Linked DNA regions of Homo sapiens: region 2 is linked to region 1. The links are chromatin contacts, found by Hi-C or POLR2A ChIA-PET in ENCODE. All regions are on one chromosome and are shown on one strand. Each heading gives the region's core, a stretch centred on a gene start or an enhancer-like site at or near the end of the contact. The rest is flanking DNA. Distances are from core to core; before and after follow the strand shown.

Evidence for each region. A loop is a pair of places that touch in the nucleus more often than their neighbours do. ChIA-PET counts read pairs that join two places held with the same protein, here RNA polymerase II (POLR2A). Pooled maps may share reads with other maps.
Region 2: a loop to region 1 is called in a map of chondrocyte, with 5 times the contacts of the local background. The contact joins two enhancer-like sites. A Hi-C loop is called at or near these places in 5 of 168 maps with a recorded cell type or tissue (CD4-positive, alpha-beta T cell, CD4-positive, alpha-beta memory T cell, CD8-positive, alpha-beta T cell and 2 more) and 9 of 50 pooled maps. POLR2A ChIA-PET finds 5 or more read pairs at or near these places in 4 of 52 experiments (GM12878, Panc1, activated CD4-positive, alpha-beta T cell and 1 more).

Annotation. Positions count from the first base shown.
Region 1 is chr18:49,786,473-49,791,203 of GRCh38, reverse strand. It overlaps ACAA2 (acetyl-CoA acyltransferase 2), which reads left to right. Exons shown (of 10, transcript NM_006111.3): 8 at 3,843-3,913. Among named protein-coding and RNA genes, the nearest start is that of ACAA2, 25 kb to the left of the region's middle. Within about 2 kb of position 2,488, at least 4 of the 41 ENCODE cell types and tissues checked have a DNase peak (open chromatin) inside an H3K27ac peak, as active enhancers do.
Region 2 is chr18:49,832,686-49,837,416 of GRCh38, reverse strand. MYO5B (myosin VB) reads left to right here. Exons shown (of 40, transcript NM_001080467.3): 38 at 532-706; 39 at 1,993-2,073. The region is part of intron 1 of SNHG22 (small nucleolar RNA host gene 22); the gene reads right to left. Among named protein-coding and RNA genes, the nearest start is that of SNHG22, 21 kb to the right of the region's middle. Within about 2 kb of position 2,341, at least 3 of the 41 ENCODE cell types and tissues checked have a DNase peak (open chromatin) inside an H3K27ac peak, as active enhancers do.

The DNA of each region.
Region 1 (4,731 bases), core at 1,239-3,738:
TTCCTTTGAGAGTTTAGAAATCAACACAGAAAATAACAGAAGAATTACGTGATCCTGACAAGATAAAAGAAATTATGAGATGGGAGAAATCCTGGGGTGAAACAGAGAAGGCTGTATGGAGAAGGTGGTATCGCAGCTCCTTGCTGGTTGTTTTACACACATTCAGTCTTCCCACGTCTCCAGTAAGGGAGACTTCTTTGTGAATGAGAAAATTGAGGCTTAGGGAGGTTGTCTTACAAGGTTCCAAATCAGTAAGTGACAGCCAGGGTGTGAATCCAAGTCTCTCTGAAATCAAGTGCTCTCTTCACTGTGAGTTAAACGCATAGTCTCAGGAAGTCAAATTAATATTCCTCTTGCTCAGGTGAGTATTAGCAAAATAAAGACTTATAATTAGATTGGTAAAATGCTAGATGGAAAAAATTTGGAAGTCCATAAACATGTATAGTCTTGGCTTAAAATATTTGATTTAGAAGTAGAACAAAGAGCTTTTTGCTGGATGCACTCCTAGGAACCACACACGATGCTGAATTTTAATAGTTCCTGTCATTCTCTGGGGGAACAGGGAACCAATTAGGTGCCTTACTTAGAAAAATAAAATTTGGTGCTCAGTAACTTTGATATATCCCACCTACATATAACCTCCCACTGTAAGGAAAAGCCTGCCCTAGGGTATAGATTTCAGATTGTTTAGCCCTTTTTTGAATAACTAAATTGTTTTCTGAGGTGGGTTCCAAGAGAGGAGGAGGAGGATAACCTGTTACTGACCTGCCATCTCAGAGATCCTTCAGTGTAAGCCTACAGGTTCTACTCAAACAATACCACTTACACTGACTTGGGATTAATACTCAACCATATTTGCTGCCATGTCCCTCAGAGAAGACATATCTCTGTATAGAGTTCCTAAGAAAAAAAGCTGGCATGTTCATATTTTGTCATCTTTCACTATGTGTCTCAAATTTATGTCAGCAAGAACTGCAAGATATTTTGACACATATGAAAAGTCAATCTTAAGCTTATTAGCTTTTGGCTATCCACTATTGGCAAAAGATAACTTTTGTCTTAGAAATGGAAGGTGGTGGAAAAATTAAACATCCGTATGTTGTTATGGCATTTATTATTTTGATATCTAGGGTAGTGGTTCCCAACCTCAGATGATTGTCAGAATCCACTCATAACCCCCACACCCTTAGATTTTGTTTCAGTAAGTCCAGAGTGGAGCCCAAGAGCAGAGTTGGTTTTGTTTTTTGTTTTTGACACAGAGTCTCGCTTTGTCACCCAGGCTGGAGTGCAGTGGCGTGATCTCAGCTCACTGCAACCTCATTCTTCCCAGTAGCTGGGATTACAGGTGCCCGCCCCCACGCCTGGCTAATTTTTGTATTTTTAGCAGAGACAGGGTTTTTCCACGTTGGCCAGGCTGATCTCAAACTACTGACCTCAGGTGATCCGCCCACCTCAGCCTCCCAAAGTGCTAGGATTACAGGCGTGAGCCACCATGCCCAGCCCAAGAGCAGAGTTGGTTTTTTTCCTGCATACACCTAGATGCTTTTGATGATCAAACAAATGTATGTGACATGGGTTGGCTATTTTATACTCCTTTTTCAGTTTAACTTTATTTAATAGGTTCTGGTAGATTAGCATAGCCAGTGAACCAAGAAAGCGTTGTTTTCCTTCCTTCTGTTCCTGGGCCTGAATATTTGCCCTAAAGTACAAAGAATGCTCCTGTGGTAGGATTGTCATTTTTCCTCGGGGCTTGAACAGAGCTGTACATTCCAGATGTCCCACAGTATCAGCTGCCCCCTTCATCTAGAAGTTTGGCTGTCACTTGTATATAGTGATGGGATTAAACAAAGTAACTCGTTGAAGCATCCCAGATGAATAAGTGGGGAGAATAAGTTATTAAGTATCTAGTGGGAACTGGTTTGTTAATCTAACTTACAAGAATAGTGGTTCTCAGTTCCATGATTACCTAATGACTAGCAATCCTTAGCCCTGCAGAATAGCTGCAGACCAAAAAAAAACGGGGAAAGCCATGACTTGAAAAGAATAGTACTGGTTCTGAGGAAATACACAGCTATAGAAAGACAGCACTCCCTGGAACTCCTCAGGGGTGGCAATGGTAGAGGTTGGTGGGTGGAACTTTGAGCCTCTTCAGCTGGAGCAGTCTGGCATTATCTATTACTTGGCATCATATGCAAAAAGAATTCTGATGCTTAAAGAGAAAAAGGTGGAAAACCCATTCAGAGTGCTATTGATGAGTAGCTTGTTGCCCAGAGAGATGCACAAAGTCGCACAGCTATTAGTGACAGGAACCAGGACTAGAAATAAGGTCTCCTTTTCCTAACAAGAATACTAAACCTTCCTGAAGTCCCAGTAAATAACAGTGGTCTGGGAAGAGTCCTTTAAAAATCGAGTTATGGCCTAGCATATTGTTACGGTGGATTCTGAGTTAAAGTGAAAGTACGAGTCATGCTTGCTGTGTTGTTTATGCAGACAAGGAAGTGTGTACAGTGGTCTGAACATTGTCCACCTTTTATGTGTCTGTCACCACTGTTGGCTACTTCATCCCCTCACCAGGCTGGATAACTGATGCTTTACTACTGACTACCCATCTCATTTTCATGATTTCATGCTTTAGACATACAAAGAGAATCTGGAATCAGATCCTGTAGTAAATCAGTAGCTGTAGTAAATCAGTAGCCACATGAAACTGGCATTTTAAATTGAAGTGCATTAACTGGATAGTCCTAATCAATAAGCACGTGGTTTGTTGTCCAAAGAGTATTTTAACTACGTGACAAAATAAATATTATATTTAGGTTTCATTATGCCTTTCTTGTAAAGACTGATTTTCCATTTTATAAGGTAAAATGCTTGTGAAACTTGATGCAGAATATTTGACTACTTGAATTCAGCAGAACATACTACATATTTTTCTTTGTAGACATTTTTGGCAGTTTCATTCTTTAAGAACAAGTCGAGAAGTAGATAATCTTCTCTACCCAAATTTTTTACCTTTTGAGAAAAAATATGGATTTAAATTATGAGCAATATTAAACTCTCATTACATCATCAGAAATCTGGGAGCTAAAGTTTATTTCAGAAGTCTTATTAGATGGAGTTGCATTTCTTAAATTAGGAGTTATGTTTTATTTAAATTTCCTGCCTACCCTTGGAGTTGTAAACATCACCTTACTTCATAAAACCTTCCCTGAAGTGCCTCGTAGTTTCCCATCTCTCTGTGCCCATGTGGAGATACTGCTATTTCTTGTCTTTTATCCAAATGGGCCTGAAAATTCAGAGTGTAGCCACAGTAACTTCTGTGCTGTGAATGCATATGGCTTGGATCCCAAGTAGAGCACTCAGTCTGCCTTGCTCTTTGATATCAATTATAATCTATTAACATAACTAAAATCCCATATATGGACTCCTTTGGCTGTTTTCAATCTTAAAGCCGTTTATGGTAGAACTTTTCATGTAATTCTCTTATCTGCAGTTTGAATGTATAAACAACTTTTCACCTTGGTTCCATTTTATTTTTATTATTATTTTTTTTCTTTTTTAGAGATGGGGTCTTGCTGTGTTGCCCAGGAGGCTAAAGTGATCCTCCCACTTCAGCCTCCCAAAGTACTGAGATTACAGGCATGAGCCACCATGCCTGGGCCCTTTTTCTGCCTCTTTATGGTCACTTCATTTAATAGGTACGGTCAAGGTAGTAAGATTTGTGGCTACTAATAACTGCCGCATTATTTCTTCCTTACTTGGAAAGAAGGAGAAGCTTGATACGTAAATATAAGATGACATTTATTTCTATATTTTTATAGAAGATTTTTATTATTATATAGGTCCTGTCCCTGCTATCAGTGGGGCACTGAAGAAAGCAGGACTGAGTCTTAAGGACATGGATTTGGTAGAGGTAAGTGTTTTTTTTTTTTTTTTTTTTTTTAACAACATGAATAAACCATGTACTTTTATAGCATAAATGACTTTAATTTGGTCTCATTGCTCTTTGAATTTCATTGTAGTTAGCCTTTCCAAATGATGTACATCTAAATAAATAGTACCTTCATTAGATGCCTTGTGTTGATACTTTTCCCCACCTGGTTAACATGCTTTATTTATATTTGAATATTCAAACTGCCTGATTTCTCTTACTCAAGTATAAATTCCTGGGAATTTCTTACTACTTTATAAAACTGTTACATTTTAGACTATTAACATGCCTGTTGAATATTAAAGTGAAAAAATATATGTAAAATAATTGACATAATAGAAAAGCAATATTTAGTGCCAAATCTACAAGTTTCTTGCCCTTCTCGCCAGATAGAGCCCCCTCCCTTAAATGTATCTTTGGCTTTTATACGATAGTTGTAGCTTGATTTGGGATGCACCTATCATAATTTTTGACACTGGAACTTAAATTTATTGAGTGATTTCTTTTTAAATGTTAGTATTAGAACTAAAGTGTCTTAAGCATAATTAAAAGAAGAGGTGGAGAAACATTTAAAGATGGTTATATACATTCCACACTTTTGGAATATTTATTTGAAAATTTTAGGTGATTAAGCATGTGATGCCTGGCATTGGGAAATAACTAATAGAACAAAGGAAATCTATTTAACTTGATAGCGAAGGGGTAGGCACAGGTGTGATTTCCTCTATGATAATCTCTCACACAGGAAACCATGATTTCAGACAAATGGTTTATCTTTAAATCTCTTCCACTTTTAGCAG
Region 2 (4,731 bases), core at 1,092-3,591, 46 kb before region 1:
AATCTAATTGACAGTCCTTGTCTCCATCAGTCTGTGACTCAAATCCATCACCTTTTTACCTGTTGGTGAAATCCGTCGAACACTGAGATGGTTGACTTGGTAAACAAATTAGTTCAAAGCTTAAAGATGTTGACATACTCTAAGTTAAAGACTGAATACAAAGCAGATAGGTCAGAGAGAAAACTCAATGAGTTAAGAGGCATGAAGGCTCACATAGAAGTATAAATACATTTGTGAATGTTAAATATAAATACTTACAATTCAGTATATTTAATGCCTGTTTTTCCCTGTTAACTTATGTAGACACTTCAGGTATTTCATCTTTGCTTGATTTTAAGTACCCACTCATTCATTTATTCATTCTTTATTCAACAAATAGTTCCTGAGTGCAAGGCACTTGCCATGCTTTTTAACCGTGTGAGATAAATAATGGCACTAGCTGCAGCGGGCCTGCAAAACACAACAGGTGTCCCCTTCTCAGTGAATTAGGAGGACCGGCTTAACATAGCTTGCTTTCTACCTATGGCTAAGGTACAATATAAGTCAGCTTGAGGAGTGGCTTCGGGGAAGAAACCTTCACCAGAGTGGAGCAGTTCAGACCATGGAACCTCTGATCCAAGCAGCCCAGCTCCTGCAATTAAAGAAGAAAACCCAGGAGGACGCAGAGGCTATCTGCTCCCTGTGTACCTCCCTCAGCACCCAGCAGGTACAGTCACTTTGCACCTCTGTCAACATGGTATTCCAAGGAAGCCCTGAGTCCATTCCAAGTCTGTTCTCGTTGGTGGTTATTTGTTAGTGTTGCACTCCCACCCTTTATATACCCCTAATGAGACAATTTTGAAGTGCAGCTGATGGGATATTCCTAGATGAACCAAAAACCATTTGGTCTGTGAAACAAGATGCCACAGATACTGTTTTCTAGTAACTCTCTATCCCTCTTACTCACTTAAAAAGATAAGGTAGCAAACTCACAAAACGTTAAGTTTAGGTAAAAACTTCTTTAAATATAATGAATTCTGGAATGTTTCTTACATAGAAATCCACAAATTTTCAGAAATTGGCAGCATCAGGTATTTGCTTTCTTTACAAATATAACTGTAAGAAAAACCTTTTCTTTAAAACTAATTGCAATATGGTCATATTTTCACTCACACTCATTTATATTGTTTTAAATGAAGTCATTAAGAACTTAGGGGCATTTAAGTGTTACTTTCCTTTTCCCTAAAAAATGTATAACCATGATTCAGTTGCCGACACATTGCCAGTCCCTGAAAGATAAATAACAAAATCCAAACTCAGTACAGAAAAACACATCTTAATATAGCAAAGTGAACACCTTTCCTTACCTCCTCTGCTTACTATTAAAATATTAAATATCTAACTCTTTAAAAAACTGCTTCCTTCTGTAAACATTTCCAGAAAGTCTTCAAACATTTTTCTTCTCTTTAAATACATTTCACTTAAAGTAAGTTTCCTTCTAGATGCAGCTGGCATTGCATTTGGGCAGTCTACTTCCACCAAACCAGTGGTAGGCAGACAAAAGAGTATCTCCTGTTCAAATACTCATTTGTAAACAATGTTGGGGGACAGGGGGTAGTTAGGTATTAAACAAGACCTTTCTCATCTAAGGTAAGATCTCCAGTACTCTTCAGAAGAAACCTTTAAATTACTAGTAGATATGAGGCTGAGGATTTCAGGCAACTGCATTCTAAACTCCTCATTGTGTATACCAATGAGCATAGTGGGGAGGGGCAGGTGGGTTTACAGGAGACATGAGTTCGGTGAGAGGGCTCAGATCCACCTGACAAAGCTGTGGGCTCTAGTTTCCTGGATGCAGGCTCCAAGTGTAAATGTCAGTCCAGCTCCATCTGTGTTGTGGGCCTTGTCTAAAGAGGATCATACTCTTGTACCAATGTCACATATTCTTTAAAGTTCAAAAGTTGTCTCATGTTCATTTAGCTCTGTGCTAAATTCCGTTTTTATCCCCAACAGATTGTCAAAATTTTAAACCTTTATACTCCCCTGAATGAATTTGAAGAACGGGTAACAGTGGCCTTTATACGAACAATCCAGGTGAGTTTTAAGATAGTAATTTTATAAAGTCCAGTCTACGACTATAAAGGAAATTAAAAATTTGGGCTTTAATCTTGCTTCTCTTTATTACTAAAATACTGGTTACATATATGCTGGGAGACCTTACATTCCTAGACTTTCTACTTAGGTAAACATGAACCGTATCACCCATGAGTAACTTACTGTTTACACACAGAAAACTCAACTTTTATCATCTCTGCCTCTCAGATTATAGACATAGTTTAAGCATTATGTCATTTGCCACTAGCATGTTACTGAACTATTAGCACCAAATGGAATTAACAATGTCAGCAGAATATCAGCCCTAACCATAAATGGAACTAAGAAATGTTCTTTAAAGAAAGCAATTTGAGCTCTTAAATCTTTGTCTAAGACTTATAATATAGGCCAGGTGCGGTGGCTCACTCCTGTAATCCCAGCACTTTGGGAGGCCGAGGTGGGTGGATCACGAGGTCAGGAGATCAAGACCATCCTGGCTAACACGGTGAAACCCGGTCTCTACTAAAAATACAAAAAATTAGCCGGGCGTGGTGGTGGGCGCCTGTAGTCCCAGCTACTCGGGAGGCTGAGGCAGGAGAATGGCGTGAACCTGGGAGGCGGAGCTTGCAGTGAGCCGAGATTGCGCCACTGAACTCCAGCCTGGGCGACAGAGTGAGACTCTTGTCTCAAAAAAAAAAGACAATATTTGCTTTTAGGAAAATGCTTGAAAGAAAATGTATTAGGGAAAACGGTTATTTAAATCTGTCTTTTCCTAAGATGATGGGAATGTTTTACTTAAACATGAGCTTCCTTAAGCTGAGCCCAAGGTGATGGCTGAGCGCCTGACCTTTGCATGTGATAGTAACTGTGACAGTGTTGGAATGATAGTCATGTCGCAGTGATTCAGAAAACAGGCCACACTTCTCCCATGATTACCTGTGGGGAGCACCTCAGGGGAGACATAGCACTCCCTCAAACTTTTAAATGACCTTGTTGGCCAGTGAAGGGATATTGACACAAAACAAGGATTAAAAAGGGGTTCAGGGGGAAGTCATCAGAGGGAGAGTCAGGAAAAAGGGAACCAAATGGAGGTTTATCAAAGACACTGAAGAAACGTGAGGAAACATGGAGCTTTGTACAAGAACCTGTTCCCTTTGGAATACTCCTGGGATTTTATTTGGAGCTCCTTACAGTGTTTCAATGTAGATCCAGAGATTTAGAGAGCCCTGAAAAGAGCTAAAAAGGGGTTTGAAAAGAGCCATGGCAAAAAAAAAGCCTAAATGAACTTTAGCCCAGCATCTAAGTAGGGAACAGAGGCCAACAGAGGGAACGTCTGGGAAGTGGTGCCTAGTCAGACTAAAGGTTGTTCTCCTAAGGGCAATGACAGAAACACAGTCGATTGTTAAAGACACAGGCCGCAGAATGGGGCAGGCAGAGTGAGTCTCTCTACTCACCAACATGTATACAACAATGGGGTTGTGGGTGGCGCTGACAGAAAGGATCCAGTTAGGATGCTCATAGTCAGCTGCTGAATGGGAAGAGTTTGATGACAGAAGCCACTGAGATATCTGAACCTGGACCCATTATATGGATTTTTATGGAGGGCTGATAATTTATACAAAAGTGCAAGTTTAGAAAGTCTTGTTTAGTTTCGAATATCTGAGACACACATTAGAGGGAGAACTATAACTGCTCATAAATTGGCAACCCCACTGTTTATGAGAATTCAGGTTAAAAAATATATGCCACATCATACTGCAGGTTTAATGGATCAAGGACAAAGGGAAAATATAATGGAGGTTAAGCCCAACTATTCTCTCAAAATATGTACAGTCAGATTCTGAATCTTCCTCAGTAATCAATTTCAGTGTCTCGCAGTTCTAGCAAAATATTTTTTTCATGAGCTATAGCTTTATGTTGTTTCTACCTATACAATGCTCAGAAGAAATGGTGAACAATCAGTCCTGCCCTCCTACATTTGAACTCACATGTGTGATAAAGACAAGTTACTTGTTAAAGCAAACCATTGCTTGGGCGCTCTGGGCTTTTTATAGCTTTGTACTGACCTTTAAAAATGTAAATTTGAAGTTGTTAAACTCACCAAAGCATTCACAGGAGGATTTCTGTGAAATGACCACCTTATATACTTTAATTGATTAAAAGTATACATGCCTTTTGCTGTTGAATTGTGATAATATAGGTAATATTTCACTTTCTTTTCCCATTTTTATACTCTCTAAAATTTCTTCAAACCCTTTAGGTAGTGAAGTCTACTGTCACATCTAACTAATGTGGAGAAATACAAGGGCCCTTAAGTGCTACAAAGATGACTTTTTTTCCCAGAGCCTCCTGCCATTTCACATTTTACATACATATGCCTTGTGATAGGTTCATGATAATAAACGCAGCAAACCTCAGAGTGGGCTGTGTGTGAGCTGTCAACAATCCCAGAGAATCATTCTGCCAGGCCACACCAGAGCCATCATTGAGTACCTTGAATTAGTGAGGCTAGTTGCTTATTCCTCCCTAAATACCTTTCTCTCCTTTAAACTTCTCTCCCATTATTTCAAACCACTTTTTCAAATGATTAAAATTACTTTAAAATTTTGGCCCATCTTTCAAGATGCCAAACACACGGGTACTGGAAATTTAAGTCAT